5 separate regions of the Mus musculus genome follow, and all the other regions are linked to region 3. The links are chromatin loops, found by intact Hi-C in ENCODE. Cell type or tissue: heart. All regions are shown on one strand. Region 1 overlaps Kcnip2 (Kv channel-interacting protein 2). Region 2 overlaps Armh3 (armadillo-like helical domain containing 3). Region 3 overlaps 4930505N22Rik (RIKEN cDNA 4930505N22 gene). Region 4 overlaps Armh3 (armadillo-like helical domain containing 3). Region 5 overlaps Kcnip2 (Kv channel-interacting protein 2).

Region 1 (5,000 bases), 200 kb before region 3:
CATCTGCTCTCCACTGTCACTCCGTCAGCAAAGACCCCAAAGCCCTTGTCTCAGCCCCCCCAGACCATTCCATCCCCAGCCAATCAAGAAGATCCTGCAGCCCCCAGCTGCATCAGGTGATTAATGACCTCCCTAGGCGTTGGGGCTATTTTGGGTCCTGGAAGTCAAGCCTGCAGTGATTGAGAGCTGGCCCCGCCTGGCTCCATCCATCTGTCACCGGAGACAAGCCCAAGCAGGGGGCTTGAGGGGATACATGCTCCCCAAGAGACCTGTAAGCATGGCTCTCATTCAGCCCCAACAGTCCTCCTTCTGAAGGCACATGGCGTGAAGCAGCCATAGGCCCTGAACATACCGCAGGGGCTCAGGTGAAGCCCATGTAATGAGGCAGAGAACTACAGATCCCGGAATGCCATGGGGCCACGTTGTTTCAGTTTCTTTGAAGCCAGGATGAGGGGAGAATTCCAGGTTCTGTGCGCCCAGGTAGCCCTAAGGAAACCTAAGTGGAGGTGTGCGCAAACCTCAACAGCGTCATGTGGAACCCACAATTCACAGCATAAATCCACAAACTTCATGCCAACGTACAACTTCATGAAAGCTAGTTATCTGACTCAGGGCTCTCAAACCAAACTCCAAAGCACTAGAACCCTGGCAATCCTAGGGATGTGCAATCCAGGATGCACCACAGTGTTGGAGACACACAACTCCATCTGTCTGATCAGGCATGAACTCACTAGTGAGCTCAGCTTGTTCTAGCCTTTTTTTTTTTTTTGGGGGGGGCACTGATAGGTCATTGTAAGACATTCCTCCTAAACCCAAGTAACGCAATACAGGGCTGTGCCTTTCCCCAGCCCAGCACAAGCGTCTTCCTCTCATCCCAGAGCCCTGCCCCTTTCTTGAGGCTTCAATGAGCCTTATCCAATGTTGTGAGCTATGCTGCCCGAAGCTTCCTTTATTCTGATGCTCTGTGAGTGAGTGGTCCTTAGCCCCTGCTATACTCTGAGCGAACTTGCCCTCTTACCCTGATGAAGTGCAAGTCCCTGCTCCCTCCGATCTCTGTGAGAAGCCCTTCTCTCCACCTCTGTAAGGCTCCAATCCCGAGCCACTCATTTTTAGAGGGGTCCTCCCTTCCCTTCCTCATACCTGGCGACAGTGACCCAGTCACCAACTGGTAGAGAGACCGAGCTGCCTGCCCCAACGGGCTCCGGCACCTGCGAGGGCAGCGGTTCATGGCTTGGCTGAGAGCACAGTGTCCAAGCTCCGCCCCCAAGGTTTCTGACTGAGGGCGGTGCCGCCCCCATTAGAGTGGGTGGTGCGAGAGGGCAAGACTGACAGGCGGAGTGTCTCAGACCCTGAGCCTTTCAGATGCAGGTTGCTGGCCTCATAGGCGCACCTTTTCAGGTCATAAGCGCTCTGCACCCACCCGCAAAGCTCTTAGAGATGGGGGTGTGGCGGAGGGGCAGGGCAGGGCAGGGCAGGGCGTTCGCTCCTCACCACTTTCTCTCCAAACGTCTTCAGGATTTCTGGTAAGGAAAAGAGGTACACACGAATTTTGAAAGAAAACCTGGATGACTGAATGACGAATGACTTATTTATTTTAGATCGGGTCTTGTCTGGCACTTGCGACATGATTCAGGCTGGCCTCAAATTCATGGCAATCCTCCTGTCTCATCTTCCCAAGTGCTGGGATTACAGATGTGAGCCACTACAGATCTTATTTATTACCTTTTATTGCTCCACTTCAACCCCTCTTCCGGCTGTTTTCCCCACCCCCATCTCCCATATTAGCACAGGGACGCTACAGGGGTGAGAGGACATAGTTGTCATGGCAACTCTCCACACTTCCTGGACCAATGGGAGAAAAAGCAGGAAGGGAGAAAGGACATTACATTAGCTTAGCGAACCTATTGCTGCCTCCTGGCTCCAGATTCCTTTCAAAACTATGCCTGTCTTTAGAGTTCCCTTTCTTAAAAAAAAAAAACTCAACCATCACTTGCTGGCTCCCAGCCAACTACAACAAGTAGAAGCCCCCTCATTTAACAATCTTTGTGTAGGGCTGGAGAGATGGCTCAGCAGTTAAGAGCACCGACTGCTCTTCCAAAGGTCCTGAGTTCAAATCCCGGCTCGCAACCATCCGTAACAATCTCTGTGTAAACCCCTTTCTGGGACTTATTGCTATGTAAATCCTTCTAGCACCTACAAACACTTCAAAATCCTGGGAAAGGCCATAGAAGATGTATGCTCCCATTTCTTCCACTGTGTGTGCGCGAAGGGTAGGGGAACACGCCTATATTAAGAGAAGAGAGCTACCATTAAACACCACACCTTGTCTACTCGAACCCACTGGCAACAGTGCCCACGAGGAATTAGTTTCATACACAGGGCTCTTTGGCCACACGGGGGCGCTCCATCCCCAGGAACGATACTTTAATTGCCAAAGGAACAAGACTCCAGGGATCCTGGACCCAGGCCCTGGGGCATGGCCAGTCAGGACCCAACTCGCAATTTCAGCTTGGACAGTTCTTTTTAGGCCTCTCTTTAGATGGGGTTGCTGCTGAGCGCTGATTCAGCCTTTCCCCGCTGTGCAGCACTGCCAAACAGCCCCCCTCCCCCCCCCCCAGGCAGGTAAGAATACGAAGAATTGGGGGTTACGGGGTGGGCACATCCTACCCTACCCCTACTAAGAAAGTCTTTCCCAATTGCTTTGAGCTTGGTTGGGATAAGACTGCGATGGTTGGGGTGTATCCAAGTTGCTCCGAATAATAACTTTAAGACCACTTTGCTGCCAGCATAATGAACCAAGTTGATAGGGATACAGCCTCTTCCTCTATCCCAAATGCAACTGAGGAATCCAACTTGCATAGGGAAGGAAGGGGGGGGGGGGCGCGGCGGGAGCACGCTTCAGCACCGTGGACAACGACTCCTCCTTAGGGCTCCAATCAGAGGACTCCAGTCACAAGACAAGCCTCTCTTTACAAAGGAGAGGTCTCCATAGTGCTCTCCAGTCACGTGCAGAGCCATCTACAGCAAGGATGGTGAAGACTGGAGAAGTTAAGGTTTGGGTCCAGCCTAGGCTACATAGTAAGGCCAGGACTATGCAGCAAAACACTCGCTCACGATAAATAAATCGAGTAGCCCAGCGAGGAGAATATTTCACTAAAGGGGAGAATGGTGTAGGAAGTAAACTAACTAATCGCATGTTAATGGGGGCTCTTGGACCCTTACTGCTTTCAAGGATCCTGAATTGATGGCGGGCACAGAGCAGAATGGGGTCACACATTCACACACCGCTGGTGTCCTGACATTGCAACTAGGGTCATCCCAAAGTCAGTAGCTGAGACTTATTCTCAGAGCACTAGATCCTGGTCCCCTTCACTGCTTCCCAGGTTCTGCCCTGACTCTGTTGAGAAGGGCAAGGATTATGGTCTTCCCCACTTGCCCATCGCTGTTTCTGTCTTTGGACAGACAGCCCCCCTCCTACTCTTCGTTGGAGTTCTTAGGAGTTCTACACAACGAGACACAAATATGGAAATATACAAAGGTGACAAAGTCATTTACATAAACAGAATTTACCTACCAAGCTTAGTACTCTACACACACATATAGACCCTCCCAAGGTGGGCCACAAAGTGACGGGTGTGGGAGGGGTTGGGGGGAGGGGAGCCTTCCCACACTTCATAGGCCCATAGTTTCTGTCTTTATTCTGAAGGAAAGCAAGAGGTTTAGATGAAGTTCTAATAGGGTTGCTGGTAATTAAAGAAGCTTTGCATGCTCAGAATGACCTGAGTAATTACCCTCCGGGGTAGAAACTAACCCAGGACTAACCAAAGACTCTCTACAGGGGCCAAGGGCTAGAACCCCAGGGTGGTGGGTCTCTCTTTGGGTCCTTGAGCTTTTTGCAGGAAATAGAGGGAGCAAATGGGGGGCACTAAAGAAAGACCCTTGCTAACACCCGGAAGACAGAGAGGCAAAGAGGACAGAAATGCCATTAACAGTCACAGGGGCCCCCACTGCAGGCATCATGCTTGAGAGTGGACAGCACCAAATGCTGAAACAACCCACAGCCCCACAATCACAAACACTTTTAATGAATACTCATGCCAGAAGTCTTCTTAAGGGACAGAACACCACCAAGTGACACCACTCTGGTTGTCACACGCCATTTCACACAGAATCATTCAAAGCACACAGTTGAACATGTAACAGACATATGGTTAGAACAAACTTCACTAGTGCAGCCGGGGTCCTACACAACCACACTCAAACATCTGGCAAGCCCATAAAATCGCACTGCCTCATGCAAACACACTCACCCCGGCTGTCACCAACGCTCAAGGCACACGGCAAACAGCTGTGGGAGGTGCACATACATACACAGACACACAGGAACGACAGGTGCTCCCGCACGTAACACCTCCCACTCCAGACACACTCCTAGCCCTGTGTCACACACGCCTACACCTGCTGCCTCTCTACACCTGCCCCACCTGTTCTTCCTCAGCCCCCTAGGGACCCAAAGCTTTAAATCCTAGGGTCTTGTTCCCTAGACCAGCCTGCAAGGTGCACAGGAATGGGGCAGAGTGTGCATAAGGGCCAAGCCAGGGGGCAGAGAGATGGAAGGGTCTAGGGGGATGGAGTCTGCTCACCCTCCCAGGACCCCTGAGCCACCTACTCACCCGTAAGCTGGTCATAGGAGCCGTCCAAATCTCGGGATTCGGACAAACTCTCCTTTCGGCCTTGGCCCCGCATGGCCCCCGGCGCCCCGCTCCCGCCTGGGCCGTGGGAGGGGGCGCCGGGTGGCCAGGATAGGGCGCTCACACAGTGCCCCCTGGCGGCGCAGCGACCTGCTGGGGCTGGGGGCCGGGAGTAGGGGCTGGCAAGGCTTTTCTCTGGGGAGCGCTGGATTTTAGGGCCCACCTCAGAGTCCCGGGGCAGGAGCAGGATCCTTGGGCAGCAAGTGAGAGCGGAGCAGAAGGCAGCGTGGAGCTGAGAGCCGAGCCTGA
Region 2 (5,000 bases), 61 kb before region 3:
CTGTCTTGAAAACAAACGAACTAAAAAGAGAGAGAAAGATCTAAAATCATATTAATCAAGAACACAATAATAAAAGTGGTGGCCTCACCGTCAGAGGAGGGCGGTGTAGTCCCAAGGGGTGTGGCTGGGGTTGTAGGAGTAGGGCTGGCAGGGGCTGTCACCAACCCCATTTCTGGATGGCTCTGAAAGAGGACACAGGTGGGTAAGAAAACATGAAGTCTACTTCTCGGGAAGTCTCCTCTACCAAAGATGGTTTTCCACAATCAAAATGAGACTGGCAGCTCCCTGCAGACCTATATGTAGTCCTCCTGAATACCTTACTATTAGTGCCTGCTGAGCTAACAAGACACACTGTGAGTTAGTTTTCATTATGAAACTTGGGTTCCATTATAGATTTTTCTGTTGAGCCATATAAATTAAAAAAAAAATTATTCAGAAGTATGGACTACTTTCACGACCACAGGATTGACAGACAGACATAACAGACCAAGGGAACGGTAGGAACCATAAAAGTGCTGTTCTGAGTCCAGCCTTGCTGTTCCACGAGCAACAACAACAACACAAAACAAAAACCCAAGAGCATGTGAGCCAGCAAGGTGGCTGAAGGGGAAAGGTACTGGTTACCAAGCTAATGACCTGAATGACATGACCCATATGATAGAAGAGAACCAACTCACAAAAGTTAAGCAGGAATGTGTAAAGTGTCAAGGCAGAGGCAAAGAAAGTCATCTAGTGTAGACAACACAGATGGCCACTGTGTCCTTGGTTTTCCTGGCCACCTCAACTGAAAGAAGAAAGCTTATAAGCAGCCCTTTCACTTTCCAATAGCTCTGCCAGTCCCTCATCTTTCTCACGTCTTCTAAAGCCATTTATGGAATCTGACAGACGAGAAACTTGGCAAGAATAGTAGATAAACTTTCTGACATTATCTTATAAAACTGTAAGGGTCCAAAACATACCCCAAACAGCACATTGTTTTCAAAGCATAGCTTTACTTTTTGGTTAAAATTCTACTAGTAGATTACTTTAAAAGAAATATACACACCAGGCATGGTGGCATATGCTTTTAATCCCAGAGTTCAGGAGGCAGAAACAGATGGATCTCTTAGCTCAAGAACAGACAGTCAGGCATACACCACGAAATCCAGTCTTACCAAAAAAAAAAAAAAAGGGGGGGGGGGGAGTGGATATGAAGAAAGAAACTTACATATTTTAAACAGTGTGTCATTAAGATAAAAACACTTCTGTCTTTTAAGATGGCTTCCATGGGCTACAGTCCTGGCTTGATTTAGTCCCTTCCTGTGCCAACTTCTGAGGATACCCCTTAGGCAGATGAACAAGTATCTTATGTCTTCTTAGTTTCAATGTGTATACACTATTTTGTCTGTTAACAGCTAACACATCTGGCTAGAAGGCTTTTTGACTTTTGTTCTCTGGAAACTGGTAAGATAATGCATAAGTGACTTGGCCTATATTATCCCCAGTTCTAATTCCATAAAGACTTAGAAAAGAGACATAATGACAGAAAACTCCAAAAACTACATAGAGCAAATAACCTCAGCAGACCCTGATAGATAAAATGCAGCAATCTCAACTCTTTCAAAGGGTAACAGAATCAGCAGATTAGTCCAGCCACTAACTTTGCATGCACCAGTTGAACACATTCACTTGAGGATAGCACAAAGCAAAGGCAACTGAAGCAACTCTGTTACTACCACTGATTAACACAAAGCAGAGTTTAGACAGACAAGGCCAGACAGGCTTTTTAATGGAATGAACCTGTGTGAAATTCAAGGGGAGGGCTGAGGATACAGCTCAGAGAAAGCGTTTGCCTAATATGTACAAGGCCCTGGATTTGATCCCACAACATCACAAAAACTAAAGATAGATAAATAAATAAAATTAAATTTGAAGGAGAAAGGGATGGGTGGGGGGTGTCTCACTTTGTAACCCTGTCTGTCCTGAAGCTCAGAGATCCACTTGCTTCTCTCTCTCAAATGTTAGTATTAAGGGTGCAGGCCACCACCCCAACCAGGATTGGGGTCACCAACCTGAGCTAAAACTGTGATGAAGTTTCGATTTAAATGGACAGCTTCATAGAGTGCCAGAAGAATGGCTTCATTGGTTCTAAAGAAAAAGAGAACAAGTCAGGTTCCTTCCTAACGAGCAGATGACATGGGACACATTCTAACCATCAAGAGCTCCTCATTGCCAAGCCCTCCATTCACCCTTTAGGTTTATGCAAATGAACATAGGTTGAGAACCTGAAACCCTAGGACCAGTTCTTCCCACCCCTTCCCAACTAAACCTGTAAGAGATGGATACCCAGCCCTCAGTCACTTCATTCCAGAGACAAAGCTGGTAATGGTGACCTGAACACTCACGAGGCAGAAGCAGGAGGATTGCTACAAGTTTGAAGCCAGGAAGATTCATACCGAGAGTTCCAGAGCAGCCAGGGTTACACATAAAAAATCATGTCTCAAGACCTTTTTTTACGATACTGTCTCATGCTGCCCAGACTGGCCTCAGGCTCACTACATAGCAGAGGATGTTTGTAAACTTCTGCTCCTCCCACCTCCACCTCAGGAGTACTGGGATATCAGGTATATGCCAATCACACTCAGTTTATTTAATGTGGATGATCAAGCTGAGGGCTTCATGCATGCTAAGCAAGCATTCTACCAGACCTAGCCTCTAAAGCAAAGATCTTTAAGAACCCATAGTTGCTTAAAATTCAAGAAACACTTCTCAAATCATAAAAAGCTTTTAATTCACAAAATGTTGCTAAAAGGTTATATTTTCTGCTCTCATATTCAGCAAGAGAACCCACATTGAAGCCCACGGACTTACTGTACTGAGAGTTTCTCATGGGCGTCTGCTATGAACATGCTGCCCACCTGTGGAAGAAAAGAGGAACAGCAGGTTTTATCCAGGAGGACAGGCGAGGGGCTCAGCCCCTAAGGACTAAACCCATGAAAAACCATGCCTCTGCTAACAGAGAACAAGGAACTCTGGACCATCAGTCAGACCTTGAAAACTGTAAAAGACTTACAAGTAATAAGTGTAAAAATGAGATTCCTACTAAGTCATCTAGCCTTTCAAATCTGTAACAGTGTCAAGGTAGCTGTCAGCCTAAACACTCTCATTGCTGTATGTTTCCTAGAAGCTGTTTAGTGCAGTCAGAAACTAACTCACAGAGAATTTCAAGCTTGTCCTGAAACCTACAACTGTAATCTGAAACTCAAGCTCAGTCTGGACTATATATGGAGTGGGAGCCAGCTTGAAACTTGTCTCAAATGAAAATTAAAGAAAATAATTATTTAAACTTCAGAGTAAGTAGGCTGATACCAACTATGAAAAGCTGTTTTCCTTTCAGATCACAGAATTTTAACTTACACACAGTCAGGGAAAGCAAATAAATAACTGACACAAGCTGCCTCTAATACACATGATTTCAGAAGTCAGGTGCGGTAAAAACTAAACTAAACACTAAGGAGGGGAAGGATCCGGAGTTCAAGGTCACTCTCAGCTATATAACAAGCTCAAGGCCAGCCTGGATTTCAGGAGACTAGGCCTAAAAAATTGAAAATGTAATTGAAAATGTCTGAGAACAACATAATTATATCTAATTCACATAATCAAGTATTAATATAAAATTCACATTTCTATAGCCTATGAGACCCCCTCAGTGATTTATGTCTTAGAGTTAAAGCATTTATAAGATTCTTTTGAAATCAGGCTCTTTAAAAAAAAAAAAAATGGGTAAGGATGCATAGGTACCAGGAGAAAAACTGCCTGGGGGGAGGAACAGTTGTTTTGTGCAGTAAACTCAAGAAACTGTCTAAACTCTAGGGCACTTGTATACTAATGCCCCCCAAAATGGGTTCCAAATTTGCCTACATTTTAGGACCCACTAGGTATACTTATCTCCCCCTCTTGTTTTCTCCTTTTTATATTTTAATTTTTTTTTAACCTTTTTAAAGATTGATTTTATTGCCAGGTAGTAGTGGCTGGCATACACCTTTAATCCCAGCACTCAGGAAACAGAGGCAGGCAGATCTCTGTGAGTTCAAGGGCAACCTGGTCTACAGCCAGGGATACAGTAATTTGAAAACCCTGTCACAAAAATTTAAAAATATATTTGTTTTATTGTATTTTGTGTGTGGGGGTTATTTTACCCGTGTGTATGTGTGTGTGCCACATGTGTGAGAGCCACTGGAAATAGAGTAATGGACAGTTAACCGACAGCTGGGAACTGACATGTGGTGCTGGGAAACTGGACCTGGGTCCTCTCCATGAGCAGCCAGTGCTCTAAATGCTGAGCCATCTCTGCAGCTCTCTCTTTTGTACTTTTGAGACAGGGACTCAGGATGTCCTCTGCCTCTCAAATGCTGGCATTACATGTATTTGTCCCATTCTAGATTTCTGTCTCAAAGATCAATCTCATTGGCTGATACAGTGTTGATGGTTCAGTGCCTGCCTAGCATTCCCAAAGCTCAGGTTCAGTCCTCAGCACCATATAAACAGAGCATGGTAGTGATGTGTCTCCTCATTCAGCTACCAGGGAGCAGCACTAGGGAGGACTCATAGCCACACACTCCTGTGGTCCAGTCAATGGAGCCAACTTATTCTCCAAGCAGAGTCGATTCTTTTTGTTTTTTGGGTTTTTTTGTTTGTTTGTTTGTTTGTTTTTCCAGACAGGGTTTCTCTGTGTAGTTCTGGCCATCCTGGAACTCACTCTGTAGACCAGGCTGGCCACGAACTCAGAAATCCTCCTGCCTCTGCCTCCCAAGTGCTGGGGTTAAAGGCGTGTGCCACCACGCCTGGCAGCAGAGTCAGTCTTGACCATGTGCTCAAGGTGGTCTTGAACATGTAGATTAGGTAAGCCTCATCTCATTAGGCAGCCCAGACAGCAAGACAATTCTTTTTTTTTTTTTTAAGATTTATTATCATATCTAAGTACACTGTCACTGTCTTCAGACACACCAGAAGAGGGCATC
Region 3 (5,000 bases):
TTGTCTTTTTCAAATATTTATGTATGTATTTATTCATTTATTTTTGATTTTTAAAGACGGGGAGAGGGCTGGTGAGATGGCTCAGCAGGTAAGAGCACCCGACTGCTCTTCCGAAGGTCCGGAGTTCAAATCCCCGCAACCACATGGTGGCTCACAACCACCCGTAATGAGATTTGACGCCCTCTTCTGGTACATCTGAAGACAGCTACAGTGTACTTACATATAATAAATAATAAATAAATCTTTAAAAAAAAAAAAAGACGGGGAGATTCAATGTGTAGCCCCAACCGTTCTAGAACTCACTCTGTAGACCAGCATGACCTCGAACCCATCGAAATCCCTCCACCTCTGCCTCCTGAGTACTGGGATTAAAGCAGGAGCCACCACAGGCAGCTGTCTGTCATATGCATGAGTGTTTGACCTACACGTATGTATATTCACCATCTTGTGTCTATCTTGTGACTTTGGAGCCTAGATTCGAGTGACAGATTAAAGTTATAAGCCAGCCAACATGGGCTCTGAGAACTGAACCCAGGACCTTTGGAGAAGCAGAGAAAGCTATGTTCTAAGGAACCTTCTCTCCAGTCCCAAATCTTTTACTTCCTTTTCTTTTCTTTTTCTCTTTGTTCTTTCTTTCTTTCTTTTTTTTTTTTTTTTTTTTTTTTTTGTGTGTGTGTGTGTGTGTGTGAATATCTGTAGTAAGAATTTTGGTTTCTTTTAAAACACAAAAAACAAACAAACAAACAATGCCAGGCGTGGTAGCACACGCCTTTAATCCCAGCACTCCGGAGGCAGAGGCAGTCGGATTTCTGAGTTCAAGGCCAGCCTGATCTACAAAGTAAGTTCCAGAACAGCCAGGGCTATACAGAGAAACCCTGTCTTGAAAAAAACAAAAGAAACAAAAATAAATAAATAAATAAAAATAAAAAACACAGAAAAGAGCTGGAGAGATGACTTAGTGGTTAAGAGCACTGACTGCTCTTCCAAAGGTCCTGAGCTCAATTCCCAGCAACCACAGGGTGGCTCACAACCATCTGTAATGTGATCAGATGCCCTCTTCTGGTGTGTCTGAAGACAGCAACAATGTAGTCACATATATTAAATAAATAAATAAACAAACAGAAATGTTATGTGACTATGTTTTTGTTTGAATCCCAGGTGTGAGGTATGCAGCTACTTTAGATGTCCCCAGGAGCTGACCCATGATTTGTCTCATGCCCTGGCAGGGGCATGGTTTTTAACATCTAAACATAGTTTACGTTTGGAATTCTGGGGAGTCTTAAGAGAAGATAAAAATGCTATAGCCCCAGAGGCTGCTGCATTGCTGGACTGCTGGATGGAGAGATCCTGACTACCAAGATCAAACTGCCCCAAGGAACTGGACATCGCTTGCAGCAGGAACTAGTCTAAGATGGACGCCTCCTTTCCCCTCTAACCTCCTCTCCTACCTAGTGTTGGGGAGGTTAGAAGGGTTGAGAAAAGTGGTGGGAAAAACGATCCAATAAAGTAGCCAAAAGTGTGGTTACAGATATCTTTTTTTTGGGAGGGGGTTGTTTGTTTTTTTTTAAATCTATTTATTTATATGTAAGTACACTGTAGCTGTCTTCAGACACCCTAGAAAAGGGCATCAGATCTCCTTGCAGATGGTTGTGAGCCACCATGTGGTTGCTGGGATTTGAACTCACGACCTTTGGCAGAGCAGTTGGTGCTCTTAACCACTGAGCCATCTCTCCAGCCCTACCTTTTTTTTTTTTTTAAGATTTATTTATTATTATATGGAAGTACACTGTAGCTGTCTTCAGACACCCCAGAAGAGGGCATCAGATCCCATTATAGATGGCTGTGGGCCACCATGTGGTTGCTGGGAATTGAACTCAGGACCTCTAGAAGAGTAGTCAGTGCTCTTAACAGCTGAGCCATCTCTCCAGCCCCCTGTGGTTACAGATATCTTTTTTTTTTTTAGATATTTCCTCATTTATATTTCCAATGCTATCCCAAAAATTCCCCGATACCCTCCCCACCCCCACTCCCACTTTTGGCCCTGGCGTTCCCCTGTACTGGGGCATATAAAGTTTGCAAGTCCAATGGGCCTCTCTTTCCAGTGATGGCCGACTAGGTCATCTTTTGATACATATGCAGCTAGAGTCAAGAGCTCCGGGGTACTGGTTAGTTCATAATGTTGTTCCACCTATAGGGTTGCAGATCCCTTTAGCTCCTTGGGTAATTTCTCTAGCTCCTCCATTGGGGGCCCTGTGATCTATCCAATAGCTGACTGTGAGCATCCACTTATGTGTTTGCTAGGCCCCGGCATAGTCTCACTAGAGACAGCTATATCAGGGTCCTATCAGCACAATCTTGCTAGTGTATGCAATGGTGTCTTCGTTTGGAGGCTGATTATGGGATGAAACCCTGGATATGGCAGTCACTAGATGGTCCATCCTTTAGTCTCAGCTCCAAACTTCGTCTCTGTAACTCCTTCCATGGGTGTTTTGTTCCCAATTCTAAGAAGGGGCAAAGTGTCCACACTTTGGTCTTCGTTCTTCTTGAGTTTCATGTGTTTTTGCAAATTGGGTTACAGATATCTTAAAAAATTACTTTTTATTTGTGTGTGTGTGTGTGTGTGTGTGTGTACACCACATATATACAAATGTCCTCTCAGAGGTGGGAAGAGCATCTGAGATTCCCTGGAACTAAAGTTAGAGTTAACTGTGAGCACTAGACATGCATACTAGAAACCCAACTCAGGTTCTCTGCAACAGCAACAACAATCTTGGCCACTGAGTTAGCTCCTCCTTTGTAGCCCACGCTGGCCTGGAACTCCTTGTGTAGTCCTAGAGGGCGCAGGACTTCAGCCTCTGCAGGCAGGAGCCTCCATACAGGGCTTCAGCATCTTCTTAGGCACTGGCGCCTCCTGGTGGGCATCTCTTGTCACTGCCAGCTTCACCCGTCAAATGTTCACTAGCAGGAATTTCTAGAAGCCAAGAGAAAACAAGGAAGAGAGGGAGGCTGCCAGGAGGAAACTCAGGAAGGAGAGTCATGGCAAGAGGAAAGGGTCCTAGAACTGAACCGGGAGGAAAAGGAACCTGAGCCACCGGAATTCTCTTCAGGACTGGAAGAGGAAAGGGAGTCGCCCACAGCTGTTTCCTAAGAGGAAAAGGTCATATCGCATATGAATTTAAAATACAAGACTAGCCGGGCGTGGTGGCGCACACCTTTAATCCCAGCACTTGGGAGGCAGAGGCAGGTGGATTTCTGAGTTCGAGGCCAGCCTGGTCTACAGAGTGAGTTACAGGACAGCCAGGGTTGGTTATACAGAGAAACCCTGTCTTGAAAAAACAAAACAAAACAATAAAATAAAATAAAATACAAGACTGTCAGACTTTATTTCTAAAATAAATATAGTCTCATTTTTACACACAAAGTGTGAAATAGAGATAAACCTGCTTCTAGTAAAAAGCAAGCAAGCAAACAAACAACAACAGTAACAAAACCTTGAACATGGAATCACCATGACGACAATCCCAGAACTTTGGAGGCAGGAGGATCAGAATTTCAAGGTTGTCCTCAGTTACATGGCAAGTTCAAGGCCAGCCTGGGCTAATGAGACCCTATCTCAAAAGAAAAAAAGTAGGAGAAAAAGCCACCCCACCTTAGAGTCACTGGACAGCCAGAGCTGTTACACAGAGAAACCCTGTTTGAGAACATTAATTAACTAAAATGAAATTAAAATAGCTGTGATTTTTCTATGCCAAAATTCAGGGCCTCTCCAAGAATGGGGTTCACCATCAAACTGAAACATATGTGGTAGAGATACGGTCCAGTGGCTGAGTGTGTGCTTGGTAGGATACCACCACCAAAAAAATAAATAATTTTTTTTTGGTTTTTCGAGACAGGGTTTCTCTGTGTAGCTCTGGCTGTCCTGGAACTCACTTTGTAGACCAGGCTGGCCTCGAACTCAGAAATCCGCCTGCCTCTGCCTCCCAAGTGCTGGAATTAAAGGCATGTGCCACCACACCAGGCCAAAAAAAACTTTTTTTAAATTAAAAAGGTCACCAGAACCTTCTTGGAGATAGAGTTTGTGACTTCCATACCATACAAACTTTCAGAATGTGGTCTTTGTTTTTTGTTTGTTTGTTTGTTTGTTTGTTTGTTTTTTGAGACAGGGTTTCTCTGTATAGCCCTGGCTGTCCTGGAACTAACTCTGTAGACCAGGCTGGCCTCAAACTCAGAAATCCTCCTCCCTCTGCCTCCCAAGTGCTGGAATCAAAGGCATGCGCCACCACGCCTGGCAGAATGTGGTCTTATTTAAAATAAGTCTCTTTGAAGAGGTGATTAAGGATCTCAAGGGGAGATTATCCTAGATTAAGATGATCCCTAAATCCAACAGTAGCCCTTATAACCTGAGGAGGAGGGTATGCAAAGGAGGTTGTGCTGACACAGGCTAGCCTGGACTGAAGGGTTGAACCCCAGCACTTGGGAGGCTAAGGAAGGAAGATTGTTGAGAGTTCCAGACCATCTTGGACTATATTATGAGGTTTTTTTTAAAGCTTTATTTATCATTATATGTAAGCACACTGTAGCTGTTTACAGACACACCAGAAGAGGGCATCCAATCTCCTTACAGATGGCTGTGAGCCACCATGTGGTTGCTGGGATTTGAACTCAGGACCTCTGGAAGAGCAGTCAGTGCTCCTAACCACTAAGCCATCTCTCCAGCCCTATTATAAGTTTTATATGAGTATATCTTGGACTACAGTGTGAGATCCTGAGTATATCTTGGACTACAGTGTGAGATCCTGTCTTGAAATACAGGGGCTGGGGGGCTGGAGAGACGGCTCAGCACCTAAGAGCAATGGCTGTGATCCAGAGGTCCTAAGTTCAATTCCCAGCATCCAGGTAGTGGCTAACAGCCACCTACAATGGAATCTGATGCCCTCTTCTGTCATGCAGGCACATGTGCCAATAAAGCACTCATATACATATAAATATTTTTAAAAAGA
Region 4 (5,000 bases), 50 kb before region 3:
TTTTATTTATTTACATTTCAAATGGTATCCCCTTTCCCGAGTTCCATCCCCCTCCCCAGAACATCCATCATTTTATGCATGCTTTACCAACAAGGTTATCTCCCCGACCCAGGAAAGTCCTTTACGAAAAGGAGGAAAGGGAAAGGAAAAAAAAGAATGAGAGAGGGAGAGAAGGGGAAAAGGAAGAGAAAAATGGAGGGAGGGAAGGAGGGAAGAAGGGTGGAGAGACGGGGGGGGGGGGGAAGAACTTACAGATAGTTACAATTTAATTTTTCTATTTTAATTTAGGGAAACAACATGCTCAGGGCAGTAGATCCAGCCCAGAAGCCAGGATCTTAGCCCTGCCAGAATCCCTTTCTCCTAAACACTAGTTGCCTGACCAGGGCACCCCCAGCATGATCCTCTTTTCACCCAGCAGAGAGGATGAGAGACGCTCAGACAGAAGTAGAGCTCACTGACTATACTTGCTGTTCCTTCCTTGTTAATTTGTTTTCAACTTTGGGGTCCTAGATTTCCAAGTTCTCCCCATCAGTTTTCATTGTCTCTAAAACAGACTGCATTATTACAATGAGGAATGACTGCACATGATGTCCTTTCCTGATTTCCTTTTGTTTTGCTTTGATTTGGTTTGGTTTTTTGGGGACAGGCTCTCTCTGTGTTAGCCCTGGCTACTGTTCTGAAGCTTGCTCTTGTAGACCAGGTTAAAACTCAGAAACTCACCTGCCTCTCCTCTCAAATGCAGGCGGAGGGGGGGGTCCCCTAGCACACCCAGCTCTTTCCTCATTTCGTGTATCTTAACACTTTTCTGCCTTCTCTGCTTTTAGCTGGTCTCTGATACCTGTACCTCTTTCTAGAAAGGATTATAACTTGCCTTACTGGGCATGAGCTTGACTACTATAGTAGCTAAAATATTCTTTTTTTAAGATTCATTTTCTTTATTATATATAAGTACACTGTAGCTGTCTTCAGTCACTTTTTCTTCTCTCTCTGACCCAGATCACTCTGGACCAAAGATTTATTTATTTATTATATGTAAGTACATTGTAGCTATCTTCAGACACCTCAGAAGAGGGCATCAGATCTCACTATGGATGGTTGTGAACCACCATATGGATGCTGGGATTTGAACTCAGGGCCTTCAGAAGAGCAGTCATTGCTCTTACTTGCTGAGTCATCTCTCCAGCCCTAAAATACTCTTCCTAGCACACCTTCTCCTGGCTTGCATCTCACTGGCCTTTAACTTTGCTATGCTCATCTGGCATTACTGGTGCTCTTGTCAAAGCCTTCCTATTCTACTGCAATTGCAATTCTTTAATAGCATCTGGTAAGTGACATATTCAAAACTTCAAATCTCAAAGAAACTGCAGCCACTAGCCTTGCCCTTCCCGGGTATATTCATTCTCCTGGAGTTTCTGACACAGCAAAGATGTAAAAATACAGTTTTCTCCAGCTACTGGCTGGTTCCCATTTTTCAGGCTGACATTTCGGGGCCCCACGGGGCTAAGCCAGGGTTCAGTTTGCACTTAGAAAAGCCAAGCCACTGGCTCAGGATGGCTGTTTCCATGAACATGCTGTGAAACACTCAGTACTGACATCAGCACATTGCTGTCACACAGAGCACAACCTCTTAACTTTCCTCTGCTGTTTTCCTTGCTGTTGTAAGGGCCTGTGAGTCCAGGGTACCATCCTTTGGTGAGTCATGAACCTTATACTGTTCTCAGAAGGCCCAGAAGCTTTACACAGGACAGCAACCACAGTGGGTACCTCGCCAGCCCTTTCAGATTGCCAATAAAAAAACTGGTATTGGCGATAAAGTACTTGTTTATTTGTAGATCTATACTTCATAGTCAGTTCTGCCAAGAGAATAAAAGTGGCCAGCTCTCGGGATTTCCAGTTCATCAGCATTGTCCTACACACTCCGGTCCCTCCAAGTACTTCCTTCTCACAGCCTCTCCTCCTTACGGTAAGCTACCCATCTCTCCCAGGCTATCTGAATTACACTCAATGATGCAGGCATGGTGGCACAAGTCTGTAGGCTGAGGAGGCTGAGGCAGGAAGATTCCTGAAAGGTAGAAGCCAGCTTAGGCCACAAACCAAGTACAAGAACAGCAGGCATGTGGCCTAATCAGCAAAGTCCTGTCTCAAAAACGGGAGGGGGAGAGGAGAGGGGAGGAGGGGTGTTCCTAAGAGCCAAAAGTTCAAACCAACCAAACAAACAAAACCCCTGAGTATGGTGGCACACTGGTAATCCCAACACTCGGGCACTGAGGGACAACTCCCCACAGACTTGAGGCCAGCTTGAGCTGTAGAGTGAAACTCTGTATTGAACTGAAGAAGGAATTAAGGGAATGAGGGAGGAAGGGAAGAGGGAGGGAAGAAGTAAAAGGGGGGATGGAGGGAAGGAGGGAGGGAGAGGGAGATGAAGACAGAGTCAGGGCTATATAGCAAGACTCTGTTTCTTTTTTAAAAAGAAATATTGGGGGGCAGAGGCTGGAGAGAGGGCTCAGCAGTTTAGAGCACTGGTTTCTCTTCCAGAAGTTGTGGATTCCATCCCAACACCTACACCACTCCCATCATAATTATGTATAACTCCAATTCAAGGGGCTCTGATGCCCTCTTCTGGCCTGCATGGGCACCAGGCACATACATGGTACACAGACATACATGCAGGCAAAATACCCACATACATACAATAAAAATAAATAAAACTTTTTAAGTGAAAAGAGAAAAATATAATTTGCCAAGAACATGTCTCCCACATTAAGCGATCTTTTAGAAATGGCCGAGTCCAGCAAAATGATTATGGAAAACAGCGACTGTAAACCACCTACCTCATATTTTCTGTAATTTACCAGTAAAGCCAAGAGGACGACAGCATCATACCCATGCTCTCTACGACTTGGGGGATGGGACAGTATCTGTAAACAGAGGCAGAGGGTATAACCAAGTCCTGGCTCCTGGGACGGCAGATGAAAAATTTTAAGGGATAGACTATGTAAAAGAGAAAAGTCATCAGAAAGTCGACCTACCTGTAAAATTGCTTCGAATATACTGTTGATCATTACATATTCCAGGATAGTGTTCTGGCTGATATTATCTGTGACCTGAATGCAATAGAAAGCTTTTGAAGGTCTGTAAAAGGCACACAACAGCTCCTGTGTAACTCCTACCCTAGCAGCTAAGTGAAACAGAAATGTTCAAGAGCAAACAAAAATATCCCAAGAACCATTTTCAAGTGAGACACAAGGGAAAGGAAAACTCAGACAATTTAGAGATGGTGGTTCTCCTAGAACAGCCTTCTGACATGGTATGTGTCAACAGGGAGACAGTCCCACGGGTTAAGACATTTGCCACCACGCCTAATAACCTGAGTTCTATCCCAGGTCACACATGGTAGAAGGAAAAAAAAAACAACTCCTAAAATTTGTGACCAACATGACTTATGTGTGGGGAAGGAGATATACAAAATAAAAGTAATTTTTTAAATTTTTAAGTAAAATAAAAAATAAAGTGGTAAGCCGGGCATGGTAGCGCACACCTTTAATCCCAGCACTCCGGAGGCAGAGGCAGGTGGATTTCTGAGTTCGAGGCCAGCCTGGTCTACAGAATGAGTTCCAGGACAGCCAGGGCTACACAGAGAAACCCTGTCTCGAAAAACCAAAAAATAAAAAATAAAAAAAATAAAGTGGTTAAGAATCATAGAGCCTACAGGCTAAAAATTGCAGCAGCTGCTCCATAGATTCCAAATAGCAAAACTACATACAACTAACTTCCTTCTATACGTTCAGACCAAAAGGAATGCTATAATACCCAAAGAGAGAGTTCCTCTTTTATTTTTGGAAGGAATCATTCGACTAGGCTTGATTCAGCTGTAATGACTACCCTTGACAAACATACAAGGTCACTTACAGTCACCAAGCAAAGAAGAAGTTTCAGACATAAACTCTTCAGACTTTCAGAACCTTCTGCACAAAGTAATGAATCCAAACTCTCCATCAAGTTCTGAGGAAAAGAAACATTAAACATTAAAGCAAATCAAGTAACACATAGACCCCATCTTGTACTGTATCATGTTACAAAGGATAATGTGAATAACAGGAATCAACCGTAACATTGCCCTGGTCCAGGCCTTATAAGATTAAAGAAAAGACTTCACTTCAAAGTCTAACTACTTGGGGTAAAATGTTTTAGAACAACTGCAGAGCACAATAAGGAATTCACTCTTGTACTACATGAATGCTTGAAGCTTTGTACATATGGAAACTTTAAAATCAGAACAATGAAGTATTTTGAAAAAGGGAAACCTATTGGTTTAATAACCATACATGAACTTCCTTACTTGTTTTAGAAAGTGCAAGATGCAGGCACACTACAGAGGTGACAGGCATAGTATCAATTCACCACAGGCCACCTGAGCATCAGTGACATCTGATCAGTCTAACAAAGCTAGGTGGGTTCATCAGGACCAACTCCAACTGACAATGTGAGGCTTACACTAAAAAATAGCCTTTAGACATAAACTAATTGAAAGATGAAGCCTTCATACTATGCTAGAGGGAGGAAGGAAAAAATAATCTACATTATATAAAGGAAATGAATTCATGGCTAGAGAAATGGCATCCCAGTAACCACATGGTGGTTCAGCTATTACTCCTATTCCAGAGGATACAACAGCCTCTTCTGGACTCTAAGGGCATCAGGTATGCACATGGTGTGCATAAATACATGCAGGCAAAAACAAAACAAACCTCATATACATAAAACAAATAAATCTTTTTTTTGAAGAGTAAAATTAAGGACTCAGAATGCTGGGATTTCAAAACGAGATGTTTCAGCTGGATGTGCTGATGCCCGCCTTTAACCCCAGCACTGGGGGGGCAGGGGCAGAGGCAGGGAAAGCGTTGTCTAAAATACATAGCAAGTCACTGAGTTCCAGGATAACCAGGACTGCGAAACATAAAGACCCTGTCTCAAAATTAAAATAAAATATAAGATACTTC
Region 5 (5,000 bases), 210 kb before region 3:
CACACATCCTGACCAGCCCAGAAACAGTAGCATCCACTATCTCACAAAGCCACAGTCTTGTCACTTCTACACGTGCAGTCATATCTCTGTCACATACGCAAACTTACACCCTGTCTCCTCTTACACATGAACACAGAGAGACACCTCACACAGTGAATAATTTACCCCCGCCACTTCCTGAAAACCTCTGTCAGTACCCAGACCCCTGGTGTCACACATCCTGAGAGTCACTGTGGGACCCTGGCTCCAAAAGAGACTTACCCTGCTGTGCTCTCTGGTTTTCCTTCTTTATACCAGACACTGTTTGCCAGATGGCTCCTGGTGTGCCCAGGTTCTTGTCACTCTCTCCACCCCACCCCCACCCCCCACCCCCGTCTCCCACATGCCAACCTCTCTTCCCTTTGTCATTGCCCACGAATCCGAAGCCTGTTCCCAGCATTCCCACTTGTCCTTTTTCTTCGGCGCCTCTCTCTCTCACTCACCTGCGCACTCTGCACCCGGGCATGAAGATAGCACAACCCAGTCCCCAAACAGTAACTCAGATATGCCCAGCTACCTGGGTTACCTTCCAAGGAGACAGGCTCAAAGAGGCCAAATTGTTCCAGAACCTTGACAAAAAGAACCAAGACCACAAGTACAGCCACCATTTCCAGCCCTTCCAGGGTCATGGCAGTCCTGGGGCATGGCCCCCACCTACTGATGCTCAGACAGGACACACTGCTCCACAACACTTCCCCCTCAGGCTCCCCTGCTTGAGTAAGGCTGAGTAAGACTGCCCTGCAGCCTCCCTCCCTGTCTCCCGCCCTGGGTCTCCTCCCTTCCCCTCTCTCCCCGCCTCTGCCCCACACACCTCCCAGCCACAGCCTCCGCCTTTTCCCTCCTCTTCAGGCCACCTCAGCCTCTGGACCAGCATCTCCTCCACAGGATCTATTGGTGTGAGGGAGGTGGGCTTAGAAGAGTGACCTGCTCCTGTTGTGGAGAGCTTCCCCGAGGCACTCTGTGACACAGGGACGGGACAGTGAGGGGCTGAGCTTTAAAAGGCAGGCAGGATGCGTGCGTGTGAAACTATGAACTGTACCCGGGAAAGTGATAGATATCTGGGTAAGAATGCATTAGGAGTTCTGGGTGTTTTATAGTGTGTACGTCAATCACCTTTTAAGGGCGACTGTGTTTGTGTGTGATGGTGTGTGTGTGTCACAGAGGTGTGTTTGGGAGTCTGATTGGCTTGGGTGTCTATGGAATATATATATATATATATATATATATATATATATATGTATATATATGTATATATATACATATATGTTTGTATATATGTTTGTATATATGTGTGTATATGTGTGTGTGTGTGAATCTGTGTGGGGATTTGGGAGTGTGGGGGTGAGCTGTGTGTCTTAGGAAGTTTCTGGGTTGGAATCCGAGGTTGGGTAGGCACGCATGTGCTGTACAGGGAGGCAATGGGTCTATGGTTACATTAATAGATTGATAGAGGACTGTGTGAGAACACAAGGGGAAGAGAAGAAGAGTGACCTCTCCTGTCAGAAGGACACTATCAGCATCGATTGCGGTTGTCATGGAGACTGTGAGGCGGGAAGCACTCTCTTCCCACAGGCCACAGGCAGTGAAACTGAGGCCCCAGGAAGGGAGGATTAGGTCTCACCACAGAAGCAGGAAGAAGGCCACTGGCCCTTTTATGACCCTCCAGGAAGGGAACTTTACTGAGGCTACCTCTGGGACTCTGACAACTAAAGCTCCTGGGGGGTGGGGGGGGGCTGTGTTTTCCCCCTCTTCAGGCTAGAGACTCATCCTGATATGCCAAAGCCTGACCCCTCCTTGGGGAGAAGCCCAGGATAGCAGGATAGGAGGGAAATATGAGCCCTCATGGCATCATCTCCCAACGCCTTGAAGCATCGCTGAAGTCTCGCCCTTCCTGGTGTGGGGCAGAGAGTGGGGATGGAGAGGCCTTCAGAGCCTGCAAACCACAAGACAAGGGCCCTGGGAGTTAACACTGTTACCATGGCATTGCAACGAGCACTCACTTCTACTAGATGATGCATTACAGCTTAGGATGCTATCAAATGGAACTCTCCCTATGAATCTTTGAAGGCATTCTCCCTTAAGCCAGAACCAGAGTAAGCTTAGGTCCAATGTCAGCGCCTCCATTTCAGCCCAGTCTGACTCTGAGCCTATCCTCTGTGGCTCCCTTCTTGAAAAGCTCCCGCTTCTGTCCGGGTGGCCCTTGCAAGGCTCCCCCCACCCTGCAACTCCAGGATTATTGGGTCTCCATTGGGCTTGGGCGGGAATCAGTCCCTTTGCTCCAGTTGAAGGTCCAACTGCACTTCTACAGAGCTACCACTGGGGGTCAGTGTCTACCTCATACCCTATCGTAACCCTGTGTGTTTACCAGCCCAGGGACGTTGGGGAGGAAGATAGCTGTGCCTGCTGTGCCTCAGCGCTCATCCCCCCCCCCCCCCCCGGTGGCAAGAAGAGAGTCAACTCACAAGTTGGCTGCAGTTTCTCATACCTTAGAAGTTACTGCTTCACAGATGAAAACAGTAAACATCCCACGAGCCTGTGATGCCCTTTTACCATCAAGAGAGCCCTCCGTTTCAGCCACTGTCCCACAGGTGGTCCTACCTGAATGGCCACAGACTCATCACCCTCTAAGCCCATGAAGCCTTCCCTTTTCACTACCCCAGAATCCAGAGGTGGTCCTCATCTTTCTAGGCAGCTGAATTCTCCTTCCTCTTTCAGCCCGCAGCTGACAACCCAAGTCTTTGAGCTGGGTAGGCTGCGGCAGCATATTCCTGTAACCCCAGGACACCTGCAAGTGGCTGCAGGAGGATTTGGCATTCAAAGACAGCCTTGGCTATCTATACAGGTCGGTTAAGGCCAATCTGGGCCACTTGAAATCATGTTGTTGTTTTGTTTGTTTTTTGTTTTGCTTTTTAAAATCCTGTTGAATCCACAAAATGCAACCCCTAACTCAATGTTATTAAGCAGAAACAGGAGAAAGGAGAGGTAGTGTCAGAAGCTGAAAATGCCAGACTCCCCTGAGTTCAAATCAGTTTATAACTTGTACTCAAATGGGGGAACTCCCGACCTCCTTTATTTCACATTAAAAAAAGTATTATTTGAGCTGGGCATAGTGGCTCACTTCTTTAGTACCAGCTTTCGGTTGGCTGAGGCAGGCAGATCTCCGAGTTCAAGGCCAGCCTGGTCTACAGTGAGTTCCAGGACAGCCAGGGCTACAGAGATAAACCATGTCTCAAGAACAAAAACCAGCCGGGCGGTGGTGGCGCACACCTTTAATCCCAGCACTTGGGAGGCAGAGGCAGGAGGATTTCTGAGTTCCAGGCCACCAGCCTGGTCTACAGAGTGAGTTCCAGGACAGCCAGGGCTATACAGAGAAACCCTGTCTCGAAAAAACAAACGAACAAAAAAAAAAAAAAACAAAAACAAAAACAAAACACAAATAAAAAGAAAAATAAACACATTTGGGGGAAGAGTTCAGGGAACTGTCACAGCACACGTATGGAGGTCAGCAGACAACTTGTAGGAGTCTGTCTTACCTCTAGGGTCCTGGAGCTGGAACACAGGTCATGAGGTTTAGGGGGTCAACTGCCTTTGCTGGCTGAGCCATTGACAAGTGGTTTTTGTTTTTGTTTTTTTGTTTTTTGAGACAGGGTTTCTCTGGAATTCACTCTATAGACCAGGCTAGCCTGAAACTCAGAGATCTTCCTGCCTGTGCCTGCTAAGGGCTGGGATTAAAGGCGTGTGAGTCACCACCACCTGGTACCTTGATGAGTTCTTAGCATGTATGTATTGGAGCTTCTCCCCTTACAAAGCTTTTGATGAACTAGAACGTGAACACTGGACAACTTCGTAAGTGCTGAATAAGCATGGATTGCCACTGTGAGCAACAGGGCGACAGAGCGACAGAGCACTCGTCCCAGGGCTCCACAGCACGCAGCAGCTCACAAATGGTTCAGAGTTGTTACTGTCACTATTTCTTTTTTTTACTGTCCCCCCCCCCCCCCAGACAGGTTCCCCCCTTTTAGATTTTACGTATATACATATTTTTCTTTTCTTTTTCTTTTTTACGTATTTTTCCTAAATGTGTATCTGTGTACCACATGCATACATGGTGCCTGTGGAGGTCTGCAGAAGGGGTCAGAGCCTCCTGGAACTGGAGTTACAGGTGATTGTGAGCCATCATGGTGCTGGGAACCAAATCCAGGTCCTCTGCAAGAAACAACTGCTCTCAACTGCTGAGCCATCTCTCTAACCCCTGCTCAGGATCTTCACATAGCCTAGCCTGGCCCCAGATTGTCCTGCCTCTGCCGAAAAAGTGCTGGGATTACAGGGGTGTTCCACCAAACTGAGCAACATTTCTACTCTGATGGCTTCTCATGGCAACCCCTTGAAGTCTACAGCAACTAGCACTGTGCACCTTGCACTGGCGAGGTAAAGAAGGTCCAGGGTGACTTTCTCAAGGCACTCAGCTGAGAGCAGCTAACTTGGAGACTGGACAAGATCTCAATGTACCCTCAACTAGATTCTTAAGATGGTAAAGAGGCTAAAAACCAACCAACCAACCAAACACAACAATAGCAAAAAACTCTACTGAACCAGGCAGGCATGGTAGCACACACCTTCGATGTCAGCACTGGAAAGAGTGAGGCAGGAGGATCTCTCAAGTTCCAGGCCAGCCTGAGCCACACAGAAGGAAACCCACTAAACACATAGCAAAGCAACGTACACAAATTGATCCCAAGGTGGAACAAGGTGAAGGAGATCCAAACGCAAGCCTGCCATTAGGTGGGGAGACAGCTCCCACTGAGAAAAACTCATTTAAAATTGTTCTCTTATATGGCTACTATAGATAAACTGTTCTAGGCAAGCCATTAAAAGAGCTATATTGCAAATGTTTTCTGATTGAGGAATCAGGGAAAAGCCAGTCTAAACTGCTATCATGGTACTGAGGCTCAAACCCAGGG

The links. Hi-C counts contacts between places; a loop is a spot of excess contacts. Peaks named below come from ENCODE experiments on the same cell type or tissue, not always from the same donor. Only the 100,000 strongest peaks of a DNase experiment are listed, where the experiment ranks them.
Region 1: a loop joins it to region 3, with 5 times the contacts of the local background. A loop is called at or near these places in 32 of 42 quality-filtered maps.
Region 2: it touches region 3 in a loop (6-fold over the local background); 12 of 42 quality-filtered maps call a loop at or near these places.
Region 4: a loop joins it to region 3, with 2.0 times the contacts of the local background. A loop is called at or near these places in 12 of 42 quality-filtered maps.
Region 5: a loop joins it to region 3, with 4 times the contacts of the local background. A loop is called at or near these places in 33 of 42 quality-filtered maps.

Annotation. Positions count from the first base shown.
Region 1 is chr19:45,811,058-45,816,057 of GRCm38, forward strand. It overlaps Kcnip2 (Kv channel-interacting protein 2), which reads right to left. Exons shown (of 10, transcript NM_145703.2): 1 at 4,674-5,000. The coding sequence starts at 4,746. Among named protein-coding and RNA genes, the nearest start is that of Kcnip2, 2.5 kb to the right of the region's middle. In heart, CTCF peaks have their summits at 2,387 (motif pointing right) and 4,850 (motif pointing left); a DNase peak (open chromatin) is centred at 2,394; H3K4me3 peaks cover 1,597 bases; H3K27ac peaks cover 205 bases; H3K27me3 peaks cover 2,636 bases.
Region 2 is chr19:45,950,574-45,955,573 of GRCm38, forward strand. Armh3 (armadillo-like helical domain containing 3) reads right to left here. Exons shown (of 26, transcript NM_198296.2): 12 at 2,851-2,897; 13 at 2,052-2,127; 14 at 89-182. Among named protein-coding and RNA genes, the nearest start is that of 4930505N22Rik, 45 kb to the right of the region's middle. In heart, a CTCF peak has its summit at 2,901; no DNase peak of the experiment used is centred here.
Region 3 is chr19:46,011,867-46,016,866 of GRCm38, forward strand. It overlaps 4930505N22Rik (RIKEN cDNA 4930505N22 gene), which reads left to right. Exons shown (of 2, transcript NR_152221.1): 2 at 1,159-1,520. Among named protein-coding and RNA genes, the nearest start is that of Hps6, 11 kb to the left of the region's middle. In heart, no CTCF peak of the experiment used is centred here; a DNase peak (open chromatin) is centred at 2,975.
Region 4 is chr19:45,962,333-45,967,332 of GRCm38, forward strand. It overlaps Armh3 (armadillo-like helical domain containing 3), which reads right to left. Exons shown (of 26, transcript NM_198296.2): 6 at 3,910-4,002; 7 at 3,030-3,104; 8 at 2,832-2,918. Among named protein-coding and RNA genes, the nearest start is that of 4930505N22Rik, 33 kb to the right of the region's middle. In heart, a CTCF peak has its summit at 2,632 (motif pointing left); no DNase peak of the experiment used is centred here.
Region 5 is chr19:45,802,811-45,807,810 of GRCm38, forward strand. All of the region lies in intron 1 of Kcnip2 (Kv channel-interacting protein 2), which reads right to left. Among named protein-coding and RNA genes, the nearest start is that of Kcnip2, 11 kb to the right of the region's middle. In heart, a CTCF peak has its summit at 2,349; a DNase peak (open chromatin) is centred at 2,351; H3K4me3 peaks cover 322 bases; H3K27me3 peaks cover 296 bases.